2 separate regions of the Homo sapiens genome follow, and region 1 is linked to region 2. Evidence: read pairs that join two places in POLR2A ChIA-PET (ENCODE). Cell type or tissue: HepG2. All regions are shown on one strand. Each heading gives the region's core, and the rest is flanking DNA. Links, peaks and the distances in the headings are about the cores only. Region 1 overlaps ANKRD13A (ankyrin repeat domain 13A). Region 2 overlaps LOC105369976 (a long non-coding RNA gene).

What was found. ChIA-PET counts read pairs that join two places held together with the same protein. Peaks named below come from ENCODE experiments on the same cell type or tissue, not always from the same donor. Only the 100,000 strongest peaks of a DNase experiment are listed, where the experiment ranks them.
Region 1: POLR2A ChIA-PET joins it to region 2 with 7 read pairs; 6 of 35 experiments call an interaction of 5 or more read pairs at or near these places.

The regions. Positions count from the first base shown.
Region 1 is chr12:110,015,056-110,027,220 of GRCh38, forward strand. It overlaps ANKRD13A (ankyrin repeat domain 13A), which reads left to right. Exons shown (of 15, transcript NM_033121.2): 4 at 1,333-1,378; 5 at 3,290-3,433; 6 at 4,084-4,273; 7 at 8,991-9,057; 8 at 10,687-10,768. Among named protein-coding and RNA genes, the nearest start is that of ANKRD13A, 22 kb to the left of the region's middle. RefSeq lists enhancers at 7,716-8,216, 9,879-9,948. In HepG2, for the core only: a CTCF peak has its summit at 9,647 (motif pointing left); DNase peaks (open chromatin) are centred at 9,626 and 9,976.
Region 2 is chr12:110,085,720-110,097,884 of GRCh38, forward strand. It overlaps LOC105369976 (a long non-coding RNA gene), which reads right to left. Exons shown (of 3, transcript XR_945334.2): 2 at 3,655-3,927. Among named protein-coding and RNA genes, the nearest start is that of IFT81, 33 kb to the right of the region's middle. In HepG2, for the core only: a CTCF peak has its summit at 5,178 (motif pointing left); a DNase peak (open chromatin) is centred at 5,692; H3K4me3 peaks cover 361 bases.

The DNA of each region.
Region 1 (12,165 bases), core at 7,537-11,536, 67 kb before region 2:
GTGAGCCAGTGCGCCCGGCCGCATTTCTCTTCTTGAAGGGTAACTTTTAGATTTCTGAATCTTTAGGAACTTACAGGAATGGTAGGTAAGAAAATAATCCTAAACAGGGCTGCTGTGGTAGTTTAAAACTTCAGAAAGCCAAATTCTACATGTTTCAGAGGAAAGTGGAGAAAAATGTTATGTTAACTGGAGGGAAAATCAACTTCCTGAGGAAGTGGAGTCTAGCAACCTCTTTCGGTTTCACAGAGTAGTTCAATAAATAGGAAGCACTTGCCAGCACACAAACCTTTTACAGTCAAGTTGCTCGTTGAATGGATGGAATTGACATTCCCTGCCCTTTGCCTAGAATAGGTGGTTACCCACATTTGCTTGGCAGTGCTTAAGCCCATCTTCCCAGGTTCATCTTTCTCTTACTGTTAGGAACCTGACTGGAACCCTGAATCAGGTTTGACTTTTATCCCCCTCCAATCCTCTTATTCTCTTGCTTTCTGTTCACTTTCTTTCTTGATTTTTTGAGATGGGGTCTCACTCTGTTGCCCAGGCTGGAATAGTGCTATCTCGGCTCATGGCAACCTCTGCCTCCCAGGTTCAAGCAATTCTTCTGCCTCAGCCTCCCCAGTAGCTAGGATTACAGGCGTGTGCCACCATGCCGAGCTAATTTTTGTATTTATAGTGGAGATGGGGTTTCACCATATTGGCCAGGCTGGTCTCGAACTCCTGACCTTAACTCATCCACCCGCCTCGGCCTCCCAAAATGCTGGGATTACAGGCATGAGTGAGCCACTGTGCCCGGCCATCTGTTCACTTTCTTAATGTCTAGACATATTTTATATCAAGGTAAAATAACACTCTAATATTTAATAAAATAAGTAATGGGCTTACACTTGTTTTTTCTTTCTTTTTTTTTTTTTTTCCATACAGTATCTCGCTCTGTTGCCCAGGCTGGAGTGCAGTGGTGCAATCTTGGCTCTCTGCAGCCTCCACCTCCTGGCCTCAAGCAATCCTCCCACCTCAGCCTCCTGAGTAGCTAGGACTAGAGCGAGCCACCATAGCCAGCTACTTTCTGTATTTTTTGTGGAGACAGGGTTTTGCCATGCTGCCCAGGCTGGTCTCAAACTCCTGAGCGCAAGTGATCACCCGCCTCAGCCTCCCAAAGTGCTGGGATTACTGGCATGAGCCACCTCACCCGGCTAGGGGCTTACATTTTATTTCTTCTTATTTTCTCTTTTTTTTTTTTTTAACCCAGGGTTTTTAAGAACCCTGTTAACCCCTGCTTATGTTGTGTTGATAGTGCCAAGGGTAATCTGTTTTAAACCTTTGTCTGCCCTTCAGGCTCCGGATTTCTATGTGCAGATGAAATGGGAATTCACCAGCTGGGGTGAGTGGCTGTGGGCTCGTTATTTATTTCTCTTTCTAAATTTACTTAGCCCGCATGTAGGTTTATTTTTCCTTTGTAAAAGTTACATGTATTTTTTTTTAGTCAAGGAAATACATAGTGAAGAATAAGGAAAAATAATCACTGATAGTCCCAGTTAAACACAACTGTTAATGCTTTGGGTGTTTTTCATCCGGTCTTCCCCGCCATGCATAGGACTTTTCCTCCCAGGCATTCATGAAGGTAGTATATAGACAATTTCATTTCCTCCTTTTGTCATTTATAGCCGACATCTATATTATTAGTTTTAAAATGTCACTTTATTTTTATTTTTTATTTTATTTTTATTTTTATTTTTTTGAGACAGAGTCTCACTCTGTTGTCCAGGCTGGAGTGCAGTGGCATGACCTTGGCTCACTGTAATCCTCATCTCCCAGATTCAAGCGATTCTCATGCCTCAGCTTCCTGAGTAGCTGGGATTACAGGTGCGCGCCACTGTGCCCAGCTAATCTTTGTATTTTTAGTAGAGAGTGGGGTTTCACCATGTTAGCCAGGCTGGTCTCAAACTCCTGACCTCAGGTGATCCACCCACCCTAGCCCCCCAAAGTGCTGGGATTACAGGCATGAGCTACCATGCCCAGCCTAATTTTTGTATTTTTAGTAGAGATGGGGTTTCATTATGTTGGCCAGGCTGGTCTCGAACTCCTGTCCTCAGCTGATCCAACTGCCCCAGCCCCCCAAATTGCTGGGATTACAGGCATGAGCCACTGCACCCAGCCCAAAATGTCACTTTAAATTGCTAGAATTTTAATAAGTAGATTTACCATAATTTACTAATTTCCTTATGTGGTTTAGCTTGATTCTTTTAAACTTGTTATTCTAAACAAGATGAGGTGAATATTGGAATAGCTTATTTTTTTTTAACAAAATGGATATATTTCTCTAAAGTATTACGTAGGCAGTTGACTGACAGTATATTTCCATAGATGTTCTACTTTCATTTCTTGTAGATAAATTAACGATAACTCCTAACTTACAGGGTTTCAGCTGTTTCCATTTCCAGACTTCCCTTTCAGGCAAGAAGTCATATTTGTATGAAATGTTTAAATGACATAAAAGTACGTAAAAGAATAGAACTTCAGATTGTTTTGAGAAATGAAATTTTTTTCTAATGCACATAGTCACTCTTATTTCAGGTTTTGTTAAAAAGTGGCATACTTAGGCCGGATGCGGTGGCTCATGCCTGTAATCCCAGCACTTTTGGAGGCTGAGGTGGGAAGATCACCTAGGTCAGGAGTTGAAGACCAGCCTGGCCAACATGGTGAAACCCCGTCTCTACAAAAATACAAAAATTAGCCGGGCATGATGGTGGGTGCCTGTAATCCCAGCTACTCGGGAAGCTAAGGCAGGAGAATCGCTTGAACCTGGGAGGCGGAGGTTGCAGTGAGCCAAGATTGCGCCACTGCACTCCAGCCTGGGCGACAGGGTGAGACTCCGTCTCAAAAAAAAAAAAAAGTGGCATACTTTAGACATTTGATACTCTGAATGGTGGATATGACAATATGGTAGGCCACAGCCATATGGCAAGAGTTGCATATGTGAGTGAGGAAGGCCAGATGTACAGACCTTATATAGTGGGGACAGACCCCACTATAAATTGGGGCTCATTTCAGGATCAAGAATACTCTTGGGAAATTTATTTAGACTTTTTTTCTGGTGAATGGAATGGAAGGTTCATTTTTATTTTTCAAGAGTGATTTCCTGTATGGTAAATATGAAAGCCAAGAAGTCCGTTGTTTGATGGTCACCATCTTGCCACTCCCCTCCTTTTATTAAATCAGAATCCTGATTTCCTGGCCTAGGTATTCTTCTTGGCCCTTGAGTTTTTCTCAGTAGTACACTTCTCTCCTCCAGTGCCCTTGGTTTCTAGAATATGCCCAAATGATGTCTGTCGCATCTGGAAAAGTGGTGCCAAACTGCGCGTCGATATCACATTGCTGGGATTTGAAAACATGAGCTGGATAAGAGGGAGGCGTAGTTTTATATTTAAGGGAGAAGGTGAGTGACTTCTCTTGTAGTAATCACTGCTCAAGCAAAATTACAGGGTGATTTTTAACCAAGAAAATGCTTTCACATTCATGTGACTTTTCTGTCTGATCCTTCCTAGGGCATGTTTTTTTGGTTATTCTTATTAATTATTCAGCTCTCCATCCCTGTCTTCGTTCTTGTCTGGCTAGCTCTCCTTCATGTGTCCTTTACCACCCAGCAGTTACCCTTGTGATGTGTCTGCTTCACTTTCCTGAGCCTTTGAGCACAGGCCTTCTGTGTGTATCTCTGTATAACCCTCCATAATCAGGCATGAGAAATGGCATTGCTCACCCAATGTTGTGCATACATAATTTCTGTGAATTCTGTAATAATATATTTTATAAAGGACATTGATGGAATATATTGCTAATAAGAATGCAGATTATTAAGAAAAATTCCGCACCTTTGGGGAAGATGGCTCAGAGCTTCCTATGTGTTGTGGAAAGCTGGTCAGATAATCCCTGTGCAAATAGGTAGTCGATAATCAGTACACTGTAGGTTTTACCAGATAGCACCTGGGAGGACACACATGAAAGATGATACATTTTAACATACGAAGCTTCCTTGTTTTTGCATCTTCCCTACTTTGCACTTAGTTATGCCTTTGTTTCCATTAATAGACAACTGGGCGGAGTTAATGGAAGTCAACCATGATGACAAAGTGGTCACCACCGAACGCTTCGACCTTTCCCAAGAAATGGAGCGCCTCACTCTGGACTTGATGAAGCCAAAAAGCAGGGAAGTTGAGCGGCGGCTCACAAGCCCTGTCATTAACACCAGCCTCGATACTAAAAATATTGCTTTTGAAAGGTACAAATTTAGACTCTAAATTTTAATGTCTAATCCCCATGCTGCCATCTTGAGTGACATGTATGTATTAATTGTAAATTATGGATGGATTGGGCTTTTTCTAATATGACATAATAAACACTAGTGGGTTTTAAGATTGATCTCTAACCAGTAGAAATTGTAGCTGACACTCGACACCATCCATCATTTTTACAGTTAAGTCTTAGAAGACTTAACCAACATGAAGAGTATGAAGAAATGTCTTCCTTTTCTTTTATGTCTTTTATGTGCCCTTTCTAGTGGATTTTACTTGAATCCTATTTTTGTCTTAGTGTTTATGGATCCACAATACTCAGTCCCAGACCACAGAGCGTGGAGTTTCTGGAGGTTAGAATTGACCCAGTACTGAGTTCAGTTGTACTGATATTGGTCAGTCAGATTCACACTTACTATATAGTTAAATGTTTGTTTGTTTGTTTGTTTGTTTGTTTAACCCACCTGTGAGGTTTAATAGTTTAGAGCAAGAATCTGGAGGGGATTCAGTTCTGTTCCAGACTCATAAAGAATTCTCCAGAGAGGTCTGTGCCTTGGTTAATCCAGATGAGGACACCATCACTGGTCATGTGCCTCTGGGCCACATGGAGGGCATGGGGGGGCCTTTGAGTAGAGGCTGTCAAAGCTGTTCGCTTGTTTCTACAGTGGAGACCACTGATCCGAGGGAGTCCTAAGAGCACTGATAGTATTTGCCTAGGATGTCACATCCAGCTTTCTGCAAGCCAAAGTAGCTTAGCCTGAGAAAATGGACACTATCATCCTGATAGTATTTGCCTAGGATGTCACATCCAGCTCTCTGCAAGTCAAAGTAGCTTAGCCTGAGAAAATGGACGCTATTATCCTTATAGTATTTGTCTAGAATGCCACATCCAGCTCTCTGCAAGCCTAAGTAGCTTACCCTGAGAAAATGGACACTATTATCCTGGACTTAGGCCTTCTTTTCTCTTGATGAATATAACAACTGTCCTCTCATTATATTTTTCTTTTCTTTCTAGTATAAAATTGGTTAATAAATGTGTTTAGTCAAGCATAAAACTTGTTAAGTATCCTTTTCTTCTAATTTAGATTGAGCTGTGGAATTAGGACATCTGTTTGTAATAGAAGAAGAAACCAGTGTGTCCAGGGCTGCTGCTAGGGCAGGAGGGTGGCATCCCTGGAGGCAGGGTCAGTCCTCTTCTGCCAGCCTCCTTGCACTGGCCTGGCCAGTTGACATTCATGGTCTTTCAGGGACAGCAAAATTTAGGGACTGACTGGCTTTCCCTGGGAGGGCCTTGGAAAGACATTTCCAGGCTTCCGCATACCCTTCTGCAGACAGGGAGGCCCCTTCAGCTTAGGGCTCTGTTCATAACCCCAGAAGGCAGAGGAAGCTGCCTTTTCTGCCACTGTTCATCCGTAGGGATGAGATGGGGAGGAACTGAGTGCCATCAGCAGGGCTCCTAAATAACTGCGACTTTGGGCAAGTGGCCTCATCTCTCCAGTTTTCTGTTTCCTTAGCTGAAAGAAATAATTGAGTGAATCTGGAGATGAAATCTCCAAAGTCTGTGACTCTTAAGATGTCTTGAGAAGAGACATTGTTCCCCATATTGTTCAACAGTAGAGTTGCCAGAGTCATTGTTTGTTGAAGTGCGATTTGTGAAGAGAGGGTGACAATTCCTGGCTGTTACCCCACTGAGTATAAATGGGAAATGATAGCATATTCCATTTGTACCGAGGACTAAGGCACATTTTGTATTTTTGTGCCCACAGGGTTTTCAGAGTTCTCAAGCTAACTCTTTTGCAACTGACAGTGTGTAGCTGAGAGAGAATTTTTGGAAGACAGCTGCTTTGTTTTAATGGTGCTCAGAATTAAATGTGTGCTTGTCGTGCATTGAGCAAGAATTGAGCCACTCCTTAGGATTGATACCAGCTACGAAAAGAATATAGCTGCTCTTGAATGTGAGGTTTGTTGGTATAAAAAGTGTGTGAATTTACTTCTGATCAGAGGTGTGAGTATTCATTTGATTGAATTTGGAAGGTGTGGCCTTCTCTCATTTTCTTTTCTTTCTTTCTTTTCTTTTTTCTTTCTTTTTTTTTTTTTTTTTTGAGATGGAGTCTCGCTCTGTCGCCCAGGCTGGAGTGCAATGGCACGATCTTGGCTCACTGCAACCTCCGCCTACCGGGTTCAAGCAATTCTCCCACTTTAGCCTCCCGAGGAGCTGGGATTATAGGCACCCTCCATCATGCCCAGCTAATTTTTGTATTTTTGTAGAGGCGGGGTTTCACCACGTTGGCCAGGCTGGTCTTGAATTCCTGGCCTCAGGTGATCTGCCTACTTTGGCCTCCCAAAGTTCTGGGATTACAGGCATGAGCCACGGCACCCAGCCCCCTCTCTCATTTTTTGATGGTCACTTTTCCACTTTTTTCTAATCCGTTACTCAGAGCTTATGTGTGCAAATTAATACCCTGCCCTGATGAATTTTTGGCCTGCAGTATATACACTGTGGTTGCAGTTTGAATTTTTCCCTTTTCTGAAAGATTATGCTTTGCCCACCTCAAACAAAATATTCCCTGCCACCTTCATAGCCTTTCTCCTGATTGTGTAGCAACCACCAAGACACAGTGCCTGTGAAGTGGCCTTTGGTGTGGTCTCAGTGGAGACAGGCAGAGGTGAAAATGGCACGAGAGGGAAGCCAGGTGTTCTATCATCTTCGGATGCTTTTGCATGCAAAGTTACCAAGGGCCACAGAGTTATTAGGAAATTAAAATTTAAAACAGGGTATGAACATTGGGTTGAATAACTAAACTGCTTCCAAGAGTGGAAATGCTGAGCTGGGCGTGCTGGCTCACGCCTGTAATTCCAGCACTTTGGGAGGCTGAGGCGGGTGGATCACGAGGTCGGGAGATCGAGACCATCCTGGCTAACACGGTGAAACCCCATATCTACTAAAAATATAAAAAATTAGCCAGACGTGGTGGCGGGCGCCTGTAGTCCCAGCTACTTGGAAGGCTGAGGCAGGAGAATGGCGTGAACCCAGGAGGCGGAGCTTTCGGTGAGCTGAGATTGCACCACTGCACTCCAGCCTGGGTGACAGTGTAAGAGTCCATCTCAAAAAAAAAAAAAAAAAGAGTGCAAATGCTTAGGGCAGTAGAGGCAGGATTGCCGAAGGAGCAGAGGTAGCCCGGTGAGGAGCTTGGTGGTTCCTTGGGAGAAAAGCATAGCGCCGTCTTCCCAGCGTGCATGAAGGGTGAGGTGGAGCAGACGTAATCATCTTTCCATCCATCAGAAGAGTCTGTGCCAGAAAACAGTGACTTCCTGTGGCAAGACATCAAGTGACTTAAGCAAACAAGGAACTGAGGATTGAAGGAAAAAGGCTATCTCGATTTTCTGGTATTAATGATAAAAGGGGATTGTAGCTTATTAATCAGTTGAGTCTGGTTCCTTACCTTCTGCCCCTGTGACTGTTATCTTGTTTCTGAAGTGTCAGTTGGAGATAGCATTTGGTATAATACTTTTAGGATTCCTCTGTTTCCATCCACGGGTTGTGCTGTCCTAATTGTAGACAACTAGTAGGAAAATGGGAGCTCTGATCCCTCCTGTTCTGATGGGCTAAAATAGACACATAAACTCATTATACCATCTGGACTAATTTCATTGACCAAATCCCATTAGAAGAAAAGCAAACTATTTGGAAACAAAATGCTAATAACCGCATATGTTCTTTGTAACGTGGCTAACCTGCTGCTGTTCCCTGAGCTTCCTGCATGACATCCCAACCACTCAGTGGTCAGAGCAGAAGTCAGGCTGTTGCCGTAGCCAGGGCCAAGAGGAGCTGGGATGTGATGTCCTAGACAAAGGGTAGGGCTGGTCAGGGATCCCCTGTGAGAGGGAGCGTTTCCCAGGGCAAGCTGCTTTGAAAAAGAATCAGAGCCTCCTGGCTGCTTTTGGTTCCTAAATACATTTTTTTTCAGGAGTATGTTGAGTTGAATAACTGAGATTTTGGGCATATTACCAATGCTGCATCTGCCACTGGAATGCTGGGCTACTTTAAAAGGAGTTCCACAGAGATGGAATTAACAGCTGGGCTAAAAAAATCTGTTTTTCACATCCTTTGCCCTGCTGCACCAAACCTGCCCAAACATGTGACTCAGCTATTTTGCAGACCTAATGGCATCTCCAAGCAGCTCACCACAGTGATGAGTTCCTGGCCCACCTGCTCTTTTGTAAGGAGCAGGATGGTCTGTGCCTCATTGTTCTAAGAATTCCTCGAGTGAGATGTGGCTACTTGTGGAGATCCCACCATTGACATGCATGTCCCCAGTTAAGATGACCCAGATAAATGCTCTGACCTGGTTACCACCTTGTGGCAAGCCCTTGGATGCTGGTCATCTTCAGTCACTTCTTTGGGACTGCTGTCCAATAAATGTCACCACCTTTGTCCTCAATGCTGGCAGTTTTGTAAAGAAGCCAAGATTGGAGGCTTTCTATGCCTGGGGTGAGGCAAATTGATTAATAACTGTGGGAGGAGGGTGGAGGGTGCATAAGCCATCTGTCATTGCTAACCGCCTCCTGTGGACAATAGGACCATGATTTCCAAGTGTCCTTCACTAACTTAAGCTGGGGGGGAAAAAAACTATAAAGGCTACAGATATAAATCTGAATGGCATATTGTACATGTAGAAATTTGTGGTGTTCACTTTTTATCAGAACTAAATCCGGATTCTGGGGCTGGAGGACAGATAAAGCAGAAGTTGTTAATGGTTACGAAGCAAAGGTAAAAGGAAACTCTTAAAATAAGATTTAATATAGCTATTTAGCTTCTATGCAAATGAGGAATCTGTTCCCATTTTTTTCATGCATCTGTGCCATGGAGATGCTCTGGGGAATGAGAACTGTCTAATGTGTCTCTCACTTGGATGTTTGATTTTGTCTTATTTGACTTTCAGAAAATGGGATAGCATGCCCTGAGGAGGTCTGTAGCTATGCTAAAGAGAAACAATATGGTAGAGAAATGAGTACAGGTACCAGTTGTTCTGGTAGGAATGACAAGCTAGTCATTCCCTTAATTATTTAAAAAAAAAAAAGGAAGAGGAAGGATTAGACTTCACATGTGTTCAAATGTTGTGTAGTAGCTTTTGAGTCTCTTTTTTGTTAAATCAGCTTAATTGTAATCAGCAGGCGCACAGCCCATTTGCATGACATCAGTGCATTTAAAACATAGTTGTAATAGTGGAGACGATTGTTGATCCAGTCATCTGGCATTTTGTCAGCTGGAAAGCTGTTTCCTGGCCTTTCAGTCCCTCAGTACAACAGGGATTGATGGCTTTTGGTGTTGGAGCCCAGTGCTGCAGGGTCCTCTGGTGGCCTCTGAGTGAGCAAAGAAAGGCTTACGTCATGCTCAGCAAGATACATTTAGAAGCACTTGTCATAGTGCTGAGTGTGTTTTCTGCAGCTTTGAATGTTGGGGCTCCTCACGTGGCATATAGAGAGAATTCTTTGTTAACTGTTATGTTTGATTTTCTAGACCACCATATTCCCCAGTTATCCTTGATAACAGAGCATTTGCTCTGGCAGTTACAATAATTTTTGTCAGTGCACAGAATGCCTTTTAAATAGTGACTTGCTGGTTTTCTCTACAGCTCATAAGTCTATAGAGAACCTTGTGTTCATACCTTTCTCTTCTGCCCAGCAGATGGCTGTCTGAGTCATACTAGTATTACAAGACTACCAGCGGAGGCTGGGTGCAGTGGCTCACGCCTGTAATCCCAGCACTTTGGGAGGCCCAAGTAGGCAGATCACTTGAGGCCAGGATTTTGAGACCAGCCTGGCCAACATGGTGAAACCCCGTCTCTACTAAAAATACGAAAATTAACCAGTCATAGTAGCACATGCCTGTAATCCCAGCTACTCTGGAGGCTGAGGCACGAGAATCGCTTGAACCCAGGAGGCGGAGGCTGCAGTGAGCAGAGATCACGCCACTGCACTCCAGCCTGGGCAACAGAGGGAGACTCTGTCTCAAAAAAAAAAAAAAAAAAAATTACCAACAGAAGTACAGGATCCTGGTTTGGGTACCTTAGTTTAATAGAAACCCAGGTGGAAACCTAGATTGCAGGGCATTTGTTTGAGACTATTTAGCCACAGCAGGGCAAGCAGGAAGATGCAGCCTGTCACTGCTAACTCCTTAGTATTAAAACTGTCAAACATGGGAGGTAACTGCTGATGCATTTTTCAGTTGATAGTTTATATACTTTCTCTGAAGGATCCTAATGATAGTTAACCATTTCTCATTTTTATTTTGCTGGATTGTTTTCTGTTTTTTGCTTCAGCATTCTTGCTTTTGCTGTGCTTACTTTTGGAGTTTTGATTCCCTGTGTCACTGTTTTCTTTCGCATACACCTCTCAGGTTTACACAGTAAACAATGTGAATGTGATCACCAAAATACGCACAGAACATCTGACCGAGGAGGAAAAAAAGAGATATAAAGGTAATCACCACCACCCTCCCACCTCCTGTTTTGTTGTTATTTTTTAAGCCTAGAGGGAACTCTTTGTTGGCTCTGTTAAGTTTAGGGTTAATGTGATTGGGTTGTGTTAAGCCTAACCCTAACTTCTTCTCTCTCTCTCTCTTTTTTTTTTTTTTTGAGGCAAAGTCTCGCCCTGTCACCCAGGCTGGAGTGCAGTGGCACGACCTTGGCTCACTGCAACCTCTGCCTCCTGGGTTCAAGTGATTCTCCTGCCTCAGCCTCCTGAGTAGCTGGGATTACAAGCACCCACCACCACGCCCGGCTAATTTTTTGTATTTTCAGTAGAGACGGGGTTTCACCATGTTGGCCAGGCTGGTCTCGAACTCCTGACATCAGGTGATCCTCACCCACCTCGGCCTCCGAAAGTGCTGAGATTACAGGCGTGAGCCACCGTGCCTGGCCCCTAACTTCTTTTTTATAAAAATTTCTGGCCAGGCACGGTGGCTCATGCTTGTAATCCCAACACTTTGGGAGGCCAATGTGGGCGAGTCACCTGAGGTCGGGAATTCAAGACCAGCCTGACCAACATGGAGAAACCCCATCTGTGCTAAAAAAAAATACAAAATTAGCTGGGTGTGGTGGCCCATGGCTGTAATCCCAGCTACTCAGGAGGCTGAGGCAGGAGAATCACTTGAACCTGGCAGGCGGAGGTTTTGGTGAGCTGAGATCGTGCCATTGCACTCCAGCCTGGACAACAAGAGTGAAACTCCATCTCAAAAAAAAAAAAAAAATTTCCTGGCTGAGCACGGTGGCTCACACCTGTAATCCCAACACTTTGGGAGGCCAAGGTGGGCAGATCACTTGAGGCCAGGAGTTTGAGACCAGCCTGGCCAATATGGTGAAACCCTATCTTTACTAAAAATACAAAAATTAACCAGGCGTGGTGGCGCACTCCTGTAGTCTCAGCTACTGGGGAGGCTGAGGCAGGAGAATCGCTTGAACCCCAGAGGTGGAGGTTGCTGTGAGCCAAGATTGTCCCACTGCACTCCAGCCTGGGTGACAGAGCTAGACTCTGTCTCAAAAAAAAGAAAAAGGAAAGAAAATTTCCTTAGTCTGACTCATTCTTGGAGGTGTTTCCCCATAGTTGGCCTCAGCTGTAATTAAAGCTATTCGTGAGGGCTTGTTTATGTGTTATCAAGAACAATTGTTGAATTCAGCCAAAAAAGGAGATAAGGACATTTGAGAATATTTATCATTGGAATGAGTGATTTAGTCCAAACTATTGTGATGAAAGATTTAGACAGAACTTGGGGTCCAAGCAAAAACATTGCATGTGGTTGCCACATCCCAGCCCCATCCCAGCCCCACCAGTTCTATGGCCTTGTGAAATTACTTCTGCTCTGTGCCTTAGTTCCTCA
Region 2 (12,165 bases), core at 3,501-7,500:
GCTAGAAGTGAGTCACACGCCTGTTCCTCTCCTGACAAAAGACAGGGAATGACCATGACCTGCTTGGACCAACCATCTGGGTTGGAATGGATGTCGGGGAGTCGTTCACAACATCCATGCCTGGATATAGCAAAGATCATGGAATCTAGGCTGGATGGGAAAGGAATTGGAGGAAGGAGGGTCCTGAGAGGGAGAAAGTGGAAGGGCCAAGGGATTCTGTAGTTCAAAGAACTGCTAAGCTGGAATGACCAAAAGAACAGAAGGTGCAAGCCTGTGATCAGAGAAATGTGAGACTTTAGAGGAAGATTTTTTCCAGGAGAAACCAAGGTCCAGGACATGGTCCAGGGAAATGGTGGCTAAAGCAGAGTGGAGGTGAAGGTCATTGGAATAAGAAGGGACAGGAGCTGAGGGGCCAGGAGTTCGGCCAGGTCCTAGGTCATTAAAGTCACCAGTATGGCAGTAGGAACTGGGGTGAGAAGGATAAGCCAGTTGCCAAAGCCCTTTGAGAATAAGGGTTGATAGGTTGGTTGACTGATTGATGAGTAGGCATCATCAATGAGAGGGCACAGAAGGTGGTACAGCCAGATGCCAGGAGCCTCAGCACTTACTCAAGATGGAGGACTATGGATCTAGTAATAGAGGTGTGGAGGACAGAGGACACCATGGGGTTGGGAGAAGGACCACCATTCCCTGGTAAGGGCTTCAAGGACTATCAGGGAAGAGCCAGGGCTTACTTAGGGCAGGAAGTAGAGGGAACTGTTTGTGCAGAGGTCATGACCTTAAAAATAAAGAGCACGCCCCACTCTTCCTTTACTCCATCTCACAGGCTGGAATGAGAATCTGTAAGTGAGCCACCTTTGACCCAGAATTTGGGAACTCATACCCCTCACTTGCTAGTTGGTAATAGAAGCACGCTTGAAACAGTCCTTCCCACGTGTCCATTAATCCCGAGAGCTTGTCAGTCTCAGGGGTGTAGCAGACACTCTTAATTGCCCATTCAAAATTCATTCTAAGTGGGGCATGGGAGCTCATGCCTGAAATCCCAGCACTTTGGGAGGCAGGAGGATCCCTCGAGCCCAGGAGTTCAAGATCAGCCTGGGCAACATAATGAGACCCCTTTTCTCTATAAAAAATAGAAAATATAGCCAGGTGGAGGCAGGGCGTGGTGGCTCATGCCTGTAATCCCAGCACTTTGGGAGGCTGAGGTAGGTGGATCACCTGAGGCCAGGAGTTTGAGACCAACCTGGCCAACATGGCCAAACTCCGTCCCTACTAAAAATACAAAAAATTAGTTGGGTGTGGTGGTGGGCGCCTGTAATTCCAGCTACTCGGGAGGCTGGGGCAGGAGAATCGCTTGAACCCGGGAGTTCTAGACAGGTCTCACTGTATCAGCCCAGGCTGATCTCGAACTCATGAGCTCAAGCAATCCTCCCATCTCAGCCTCCCAAAGTGCTGAGATTACAGGTTTGAGCCAGTAGGCCTGGCCCCTACATCTTTCTTTAGAAGCCCCACAACAAATTTCCTCTCGTGTTTCATAGCCATACACTTGTTTTCATACCCATTCACTGCAGAGCCTGCAGTGAATCGAGATTGCACCACTGCACTCTAGCCTGGGTGACAGAGCGAGACTCTATCTCAAACAAAAAAAAAAGAAAAAGAAAAAATAGCCAGGTATGGTGGCATGCACCTACGGTCCCAGCTACTCTGGAAGCTGGGTGGCAGTTGGTGGGGGATCATTTGAGCCCAGGAGGTGGAGGCTGCAGTGAGTGCTGAGTGAGACCCCCTCTATAAACAAACAAACAAACAAACAAACAAACCATTCTATTTTCCTTGTTAACAGAATCCCCAATTTTATTCAGGTTTTAAACTCTTGAGAAAGACAACATCATCCCCAATTCAGGAATATCATGTTAGTCCCATTCTACTTGTGGGTGACTGGTGTAGGAATGGGTATGAAAACAAGTGTATGGCTATGAAACACAAGAGGAAATTTGTTGTGGGGCTTCTAAAGAAAGACGTAGGGGCCGGGCTTACTGGCTCAAACCTGTAATCTCAGCACTTTGGGAGGCTGAGATGGGAGGATTGCTTGAGCTCAGGAGTTTGAGATCAGTCTGGGCTGATAGTGAGACCTGTCTATAAAAAATTTTTAAATTAGCCAGGCGTGGTGGTGCATGCCTGTTGTCGCAGCTACTTGGGAGGCTGAGGTGGGAGGATCACTTGAGTGCAGGAGTCTAAGGTTGCAATCAGCTATGAACACATCACTGCACTCCAGCCTGTCTGACAGACTGAGATCCTGTCAAGGAAGGAAGGAGGGAGGGACAGAGGAAAGGAAGGAAAGAAGGCAAGAAGGCAGGAAGGAAGGAAAGAAGGAAGGAGTCATTCCTAAGAAACAGATGCGAGAAGAGATGGTCTTTCTGAAATGACATGCTCTGGATGGCAGAGCAGAATGATGGTAAGAACTTGGTTCGAACAATTGAGTTAACTAATTCAGGAGCTACCCTACTTTGGGACTTCTTTTTTTATTTTTTATTTTTATTTTTTGAGACAGAGTCTCGCTCTCTTGCCCAGGCCAGAGTGCAGCGGCACAATCTCGGCTCACTGGGGATAATGCTGCTATAAACATGGTTCTGCAAATTCCTGTTCATGTTTCTGCTTTCGATTCTTTGGAGATATAGCCAGTAGTAGAATTGCTGGGTCTTGTGGTAATTCTATATTTAAGTTTTTGAGGAAACAAGGTTTTTTTGGGTTTTTTTTTTTGAGACAGAGTCTAGTTCTGTAGCCCAGGCTGGAGTGCAGAGGCGTGATCTTGGCTCACTGCAACCTCTGCCTCCCAGGTTCAAGCGATTCTCATGCCTCAGCCTCCTGAGTAGCTGGGATTACAGGAGTGTGCCACCACACCTGGCTAATTTTTGTATTTTTGGTAGAGATGGGGTTTTGCCATGTTGGCCAGGCTGGTCTCGAACTCCTGACCTTAAGCAATCCGCCCGCCTTGGCCTCCCAAAGTTCTGGGATTATAGGTGTGAGCCACTGTGCCTGGCCAAGTTTTGTTTTTTCTTTTTTCTTCTTTTAACACAAAGAGCATTTCTTGTGTGTTTTTATGTAATCTACCCAGATAACCACCTGTGCCTGACAGCATCTCCTTTTTAACCCAAAAGCTGAATACATCGCTCTTGGAAGGAGAAATACCTTCCTTGCATCAGCAAGTCACCATCTCTCTTGCTAAAGCAGAGATAAAAATTTTTAATTTAATTCCAACAGGGCATTTTGCTACAGAGCATGGAGAGGGGAAGCAGAGTAAAGTTATGCTGAATAGTTGGACATTTAGGACATGAGATAAAAAGCAGAAGCAGAGAGACCAAGAGAAGGAAGAGAGGAACTGAATGTGGGACTTCAGCATGAAGATTCCCTAGAGTGGTCTTCAATAGAGAGTTCCTCCCTAGTCCTGGACTCCAGGAAGCCTGACTCATTTACAACATCTCCTCTTGTTTTCTACGAGATCTCGTCTTCCGTATTTCTCTCTGAGCATCTGTATACTAAGCCCTCAGTGTGTGACCGTCTATTCCTCACAATCAAACGAACACAGCTAAAACACAGTCTCATTCCCTCAGCCCCCACCAAACTGACAGCACCTTCATGTCAATGATATTGACTCACTTGGGCCCATTCTGTTGACCCAGTGACGTGGCATTCATCAGAGTAGTTGTCTCGATCCAGCTGAAGAGCTCCAAGTCAAATGGAGAAGCCAATGGAATGGGTAGGAAGTGGGATTGTCACCAGGCTGGGGCATGGAGATGGTGACATGGGATAAAGTAGGTACAGCAAACAGGACGTGAGGGCCAGAACCGACAGGCAGGTCAGGAGGGTGAGCTCAGGATCTCTGGAGGCCCCAGGAAGAAGGGGTAGGGACAGCACCTTGGCTCTGCCCACCTGCAGGAAGAGGAGAGGGGATGGTGGTAGAGTCTGTGATTGAAGATCTGTGTACTTCTCCCTGCCCATGCATAGCTCTTACCAAAACTCCCTCTTTTCACTGGCCTTTTTATCCAGTCAAACCAAATTTCCCTTGGCTCTCACTCGCTCTCTCGCTTTTTTTCATACCCACCCCCATTTCTCTTATGCCTGGAACAGTCTCCCACTTAGCATCTGCCTGCCCAGTTCTTTGCCTTCCTTTACAACTCCACCTACCACTTAGCTTCTCTGATTAAGTGAAAGTTGAATAATTATACTTCTTTCCCCAAAACACATCTCTGAAATCCCAAACATCCCTGAGGTTGCGATCTGTGAAGAAAGGTCTCTGATTGACTAATTTTCATTAAGGGAATTCAATGAGATGACTAATCATAAGCACCATGCCTGGCACCTAATAATGTTTAGTGAACTGAAGCTATTAATTAACAATGATATGTCATTAATAATAATAAAATAGTAATAGGATATAAGCTCTTAGAAGACAAGGACAGTGGCTACTCTATGCCCAGGTTCAGTAATCCAATATTCAAATATTTAATTATAGCAGAGATTGATAGGCTTTTCTGCCATGCCCAACTTCCCCCTCTAGCTCAACCTGAAATCAACAGACCTTCATATCCATAGCTGTGGCTTATTGTACCAGGGTGAACATCTGCCCAGGAGAGCCAGACTATTGGCTGGCCAGTGGTCAATTGGGACCTCTCTATTGAGAATATGAGCCAGGCACAGTGGCTCATGCCTGCAATCCCAGCACTTTTGGGAGGCCAAGGCAGGAGGATCTCTTGAGTCCAGGAGTTCAAGACCAGCCTGGGCAGCATAGCAAGACCCCATCTCTAAAAAAATAAAGAAGATTTTAAATTAGCCAGGCATGGTAGTGTGTGCTTGTAGCCCAGCTACTTGGGAGGCTGAGGTCGGAAGATTGCTTGAGCCAGGAGTTTATTTGCAGAGACGAGGTTATCCTATGTTGCCCAGGCTGGTCTCAAACTCCTGGGCTCGAGCAATCCTCCCACCTTGGCCTCCCAGAGTGGTGGGAAAGCAAACATGAGCCACCACGCCCAGCCCCAGCTCTGCCATCTATATGGTGTTACCCTCATCAGCATGGTCCTAAGTGGTTCCCACCAGGACTCAATTCTAAACAGAAGGCTGGAAGAAAAAGGAAAGGAGAAAGAAGGGGCATGTTCCTCCCTTGAAGGGCATGATCTATCACTGCCACTTGCTGGTCATTGGCCGGAGCTTAGTCATGCAGTCACACCTACCTGCAGTAGAAGGTGGGAAATGCAGTCCTTATTCTGTTGACCATGTTCCCCACCGAAAATCAGGACAACCAAATTGAGGACAACCAAGAATTCCTGCCACCAGTACAAATGAAACAGTCCTCTGACCTGGAACTGAATGACTAGCCTGTCCTACACGTGGAAGGAACTCTGGGTTCCCAGGGGATCTGGGCGGCTATGAAACGTATAACATAGCTCAGCCAGGAAAAAGCTCCCAGAAGAGAATTTATTTGTCTGGGAAGGTACAGGCAAAAAATGACCATTCTGCATTTTTCCGAGGGAAAGAGGCCCAACCAACCTCATGTGGTTTGTTCTGTCCAGCTTGGCACTGACAGAGGCTGGTGGGGGCTAGGGGAGGGTCTGAAAGTTCAGGGTCTCAGGTATGAACTATTGCTCTGACCAGGTGCTAGGTTGTGTCCTGTAGGAATGTGCTGGGTCCCTAGATGACCTCAGAGGTCACTGATTTCACAAGATCCACAAACAATTCAATATTCAAATATTTAACTGTAGCAGAGATGGATAGATTTTTTTCTGCCATGCCCAACCTCCCCCTCTAGCTCAACCTGAACGCAACAGACCTTCATATCTATAGCTGTGGCTTATTGGACCAGGGTGGACAGGGTGGATCAGCCTTCCCTGATCCACCAGCTGAAAGAGAGTTATGCTCTCCTCTGAGGCTCCACCATACCTGGAATAGACATCTCTTGGTAGCACCATGCTTCCTATGTTTTCAGTTGATATGGCTTAGGTCAAGCTGTCCCCATCCACAAGTCCCAGGGGTGGGTCCAGGACACAGTCCTAGACAATCAAAGCATATTTTCTCCTGGCTACTGTGCTTTGTTCAAGAGCAGGCACATGATTCAGGTTGGTCTAATATGAGTCTTGGAATTTTGGCTAAAATCATTGAAAAAGTGGTGCTCTTTGAGCTGGAGTTGCTAAGCTGGCAGGTTATGTGCCTAAAGCTCTTGGTGGCCATCATGCCAGCAGGGAATGAAGTTGACTTAGAGGAAACCAGAGGGAAATGATGGAGGGATTTCTGACGACATCATTTGAACACCCTGATCAAGCCATACCTGCAACCTCGACTAGATTTAGGTACCGGTAACCTCCCTTTATTGCTTAAACCAATTGGAGCAGGCATGCCTATCACTTTTTCACTTTTGACCAAAAGTCTTGGCTAACCTAGCATCTATGTGTCCCTTCATAACATAGCTTCTCACTTTGTAGCTGATGTTGCAATTATTGCTGAGCACATTTCATGGATCCTCTTTGGCTATGAGAAATTTTTTTTTTTTTTTTTTTTTTTTTTGAGACAGAGTCTCACTCTGTCGCCTAGGCTGGAATGCAGTGGTGTGATCTCAGGTCACTGCAACCTCTGCCTTCCGGGTTCAAGCGATTCTCCTGCCTCAGCCTCCCAAGTAGCTGGGACTACAGGTGCATGCCACCATGCCTGGCTAATTTTTATATTTTTGTAGAGACAGGGTTTCACCACGTTGGCCAAGCTGGTCTCAAACTCCTGACCTCAAGTGATCTGTCTGCCTCAGCCTCCCAAAGTGCTGGGAGTACAGGCATGAGCCACCATGCCCAGCTGACTATGAGATCTTGAAACCAGAATTCCTCCTAGGTGCCAGGCACAACTCAGATGTTTGGGGAATACTTGGTGAATGAGTGGATAGATCGATGGATGGATGGATGGATGGACTGATGGATGGAAATAATTAAGATAATACATGTTCCTCCAGAACGTCAAGTCCCCAAATTGCAGCCTATGCTTCTCCAGGCCTTTCTCAGAATCTTTGCCCCATCCTTGTGTTCATTCATCCAGGCAATACATGTTTATTGATCACTATGATGTGTGAGGCTCTGTGCCAGGGAATGTGTGGTGCAGTGGTGCAGAGCCTGTGCTCTGGAGTCATATGGACCTGGATTTGAACCCCATCTCTGCCGCTTAATCTTCATGTGACCCTGGACAACTTGCTTAACATCTCTGAACCTTGATTTCTTCATATATAAAATGAGCGTTAGTGGTATTTTCTCCGTAGACTTGTTGTGAGAATAACCAAGATAAAATGACCACTTATTATGTGCCCTTTACAAATGTTAGCTGTAATTATGCTCTTGCCTTCCAATTTAACTAGCTAGATAGGTAGGCAAGTAGGGAGAGAGAGAGAGAGAGAGAGAGAGAGAGGGAGAGGGAGAGGGAGAGGGAGAGGGAGAGAGAGAGAGAGAGAACAGCAAACAAATGCGTTTTTTTCTCTCTCTCATAATTTGTGGAAGATATACTTGTCTAGACCAGTGATTCTCAACTAGGGGTGACTGTGTGCCCCAAAGACGTTTGGCAATGTCTGGAGACATTTTAGTTGTCATGACTGAGGGAGTGCTACTGGCATCTACAGCCAGAGTTGCTGCTAAAGTATAGGACAATCCCCGTGACAAAGAAATGTCTGGTCCCAGTATGCACAGTGGCTGGGACAGGCATAGTGGCTCATACCTGTAATCCCAGCACTTTAGGAGGCCGAGGCAGGAGGATTGCTTGAGCCCAGGAGTTCAAAACCAGCTTAGGCAATATGGGGAGACCCTATCTCTACAGAAAATACAAAAAAATTAGCCGGGCATGGTGGTGTGTGCCTGTAGTCACAGCTACTTGAGAGGCTGAGGTGGGAAGATAGCTTCAGCCCAGGAGGTTGAGGCTGCAGTGAGCCATGATCGTGTACTGCACTCCAGCCTGGGCCATAGAGTGAAACCCTGTCTCAAAAACAACAAAAACAAACAAAAAACAAAACAAAACAAAAGTCCACAGTGCCTAGGCTGAGAAATCCTGGTCTATAATGCGTTGACATCTTTGAAATCAAGTACCACAGTCCAAGGTACATAGTAGGTGCTCAGTGAATGTTTGACAACCACATGAATGAATGAATGAATCAATCAATCAATCACAGAATGAATGAATCACCAAATGAATGAATGATTATATAGTTCATTTTTCGTTTGGCTGAGTGCCTGGGACCGGGCTGTATCTGAGCAGCTGTTCAGTAAATGGTTATTGACAAGTTCCTGTAAACATCCCCCTCCAAAGCAGTTGGGGAGCAAGATCCTGGCGGGTGAACACCCAGCCTCACAGCTATGGTTCCAGGTCATGATAAATTGCTGTGGGAAGCCACAGAGCAGACAGCTCATCACACATTGTGATGGATTCATTGTCTTATCTTGTGGCCCCCTTTATCTCAAACTCTCAGCAGAGAAGGATATAAAGGGGCTGAGCTGAGCGAGAGCCTGTGGATGCTGCTCTTCAGGAAAAGGAGGGGAAAATCAGCCCAGACTGGGGATCATCATTAACAGGAGCCGGTTAGAATTAGAGATGGGGGTGCGGATGGTGGTGGGACTCTCTTCATCCCCACACCCTATCTAATTCATTTATTCAACAAATATTTATTGAGTACCAGAGACTCTTTGGGGATACGTGAATTAATAAAACAGACAAAACCCCTACCCTGTTGGAATTTATATTTTAAAGAAGCAGGATGAACAATGGACACATAAGTCGGACATACTGTATATGAGGAGCCCTGTACACTAGGAGAAAAATCAGGCAGGGAGGGAAGATAAGGCGTGTTTGGGGTTGAGCTTTTCCATTGAGGTGAAATTCACATAACATGAAATTAACCATTTAAAAGTGAACAATTTGCTGGTGCGCGGGCTCAGGCCTATAATCCCAGTACTTTGGGAGGCTGGGACGGGAGGATTGCTTGATCCCACGAGTTGGAGACCAGCTGGGCAACATGACAAGACACCATCTCTATTTTTGTTACTGTTTGTTTGTCTGTTTGTTTTGAGACCAAGTCTCACTCTGTTACCCAGGCTGGAGTACAGGCGTGATCTCAGCTCACTGCAACCTTTACCTCCTGGATTCAAGTGATTCTCGTGCCTCAGCCTCCCGAGTAGCTGGGACTACAGGCATGAGCCACCACACTCGGCTAATTTTTGTATTTTTTTAGTAGAGACAGAGTTTCACCAGAGTTCAAGTCCAGGCTGGTCTCCAACTCCTGACCTCAGGTGATCCACCTGCCTCGGCCTCCCAAAGTGTTGGGATTACAGATGTGCGCCACCGTGCCCGGCCTCTATTTTTTTTTTAAGTGAACAATTTAGTGGCATTTAGTTCATTCACAATGTTGTGCAACCACTATCTCTGTCTAGTTCCAGAACATTCTCATTGTCCCAGAAGGAAACCCCATACCCATTAAGGAGTCCCTCTCCATTCCCCCTTCCTGCAGCCCCTGGTAACCACCAGTTTTCTTTCTCTGTATGGATTTGTCTGTTTTTGGATATTTCACATAAATGGCGTCATACACTATGTGGCCTTCTGTCACTAGCTCCTTTCACAAGAAGCTCACCTTGTTTTCAAGATTCATTCATGTTGTAGCATGTGCCTTTCATTCCTTTTTATGGCTGAACAAAATTGAATTGCATGGATAGACCACATTTTTTTAATTCATTCATCTGTTTAGGGACATCTGAGTTGTTTCCATCTTTGGCTATTGTGAATAGTGCTACTATGAACATTCAGGTTACAAGTATCTGTTTGAGGCTGGGTGCAGTGGCTCATGCCTGTAGTCCCAGCACTTTGGGAGGCTGAGATGGATGGATCGCTTGAGGTCAGGAGTTCGAGACTAGCCTGGCCAACACAGTGAAACTCCGTCTCTACTAAAAATTAAAAAATAAAAATAAAAAATCTTGTGTTTGAATCCCTGTTTCCAATTCTTTTGGGTAAAAACCTAAGAGTGGAACTGCTGTGTCATATGGTAATTCTATGTTTAACTTTTTGAGGGATGGCCAAACTGTTTTCTACAGCAGCAGCATCATTTTACATTCCTATCAGTGATATACAAAGGCTCCAATGTCTTTATCTTCTCACCAATACTTGTTATTTTTGAGAGAGAGTCTCGCTGTGTCACCCAGGCTGGAGTGCAGTGGTGCGATCTCAGCTCACTGCAACCTCCACCTCCCGGATTCAAGTGATTATAGTGTCTCCTGAGTAGCTGGGATTACAGGGACCTGCCACCACGCCCAGCTACTTTTTGTATTTTTAGTAGAGACCAGGTTTCGCCATGTTGGCCAGGCTGTCTTGAACTCCTGACCTCAGGTGATCTGCCCACCTCGGCCTCCCAAAGTGCTGGGATTACAGGCGTGAGCCACCGCGTCTGGCCTCCATTTTAAAACTAATAATCGACCTAGTGAAATGAAGTCGTATGTCATGTGGTTTGGTTGGCGTTTCCCTAATACAAATTATTATGTGGTAAGCATCTTTTCATGTGGTCATTGGCCATGTGTATATCTTCTTAGATAAATGTCTATTCAAGTCCTTTGCTCACGTGTGACTTGGGTTGTCTTTTTGTCATTGAGTTAGAAGCATGGGGTTTTATTTATTTATTTATTTATTATTTTTGAAACAGAGTCTCACTCTTGTCGCCCAGGCTGGAGTGCAGTGGCGCAATCTCGGCTAACTGTAACCTCCACCTCCCGGGTTCAAGTGATTCTCCTGCCTCAGCCTCCTGAGTAGCTGGGATTACAGGCGCCTGCCACCACAGCTGGCTAATTTTTGTACTTTTAGTAGAGACAGGGTTTCACCATGTTGGCCAGGCTGGTCTCGAACTCTTGACTTCAGGTGATCCACCCACCTTGGCCTCCCAAAGTGCTCCCAAATTACAGGCTTGAGCCACTGTGCCCGGCCTTATTTATTTATTTTTTGAGACAAGGTCTCACTCTATCACCCAGGCTGGAGTGCAGTGGCACAATCATGGCTCACTGCAGCCTCAACCTCCTTGGCTCAAGCAATCCTCCCACCCACCTCAGTCTCTTGTGTAACTGGGACCACAAGCATGTACCACCACACCAGGCTAATTTTTGTATTTTCTATAGAGCCCAGGTTTTATCATGTTGCCCAGGCTGGTCTCAAACTCCTGGTCTCAAGTGTTCTTCCTGCCTCAGCCTCCCAAAGTGCTAGGATTAATAGTTGTGAGCCATGATGCCCAGCCTAAACTTTTAAATAGGGTGATCAGAAAAGATCTCCCTAAGATGATGACTTTTAAGTGAAGACCTTAAGAAGGTGAGAGGGTGAGCCAAGGAGATAACTGGGAAGAGCATTCCAGGCAGAGAGGACAGCAAATACAAAGATCCTGAGGCAAATCACTTTCATTTGTCTGTAACTCTGTTTTCCTGTCTGCAAATGGGGAGGAATAAGACCATGAAGCATCCCAACAAATGGTGGCAAATTATCAACACCTGGGCTCGCCCACTGCTCTTGCTCTTAAGCAAGATACTTAATGAATGTCTCAGAGCTTCAGTTTGCTCACCTGTAAAATGGTGATAATAACTGTACCAATCTCACAGTGTTGTCAGGAGAATTAAAAGACATATGCTTTGCCAGGGCCTGGCACACAGTAGTGTTCACAAATGTAGGGTTTGAACCCAGACTAGGAGGACTTCCAGTCCTGAGGGGTGATCATAGCTCACTGCAGCCTCGACTCCCCAGGCTCAGTGATCCTCCCACCTCAGCCTCTCAAGTAGCTGGGACTACAGGGCATCTGCCACCATGCCCAGCTAATTTTTGTATTTTTTGTAGAGACAAGTTTCACCATGTTTCCTAGGCTGGTCTCAAACTCTTAGGGTCAAGTGATGTGCCTGCCTTGGCCTCCCAAAGTGCTAGGATTACAGGCATCAGCCACCATGCCTGGCCCCTCTTCTTTTTTTCAGACAGAGTTTCGTTCTTGTTACCCAGACTGGAGTGCAATGGTGCAATCTCGGCTCACCGCTACCTCCACCTCCTGGGTTCAAGCGATTGTGCTGCCTCAACCTCCCGAGTAGCTGGGATTACAGGCATGTGCCACGATGCCTGGCTAATTTTGTATTCTCAGTAGAGACTGGGTTT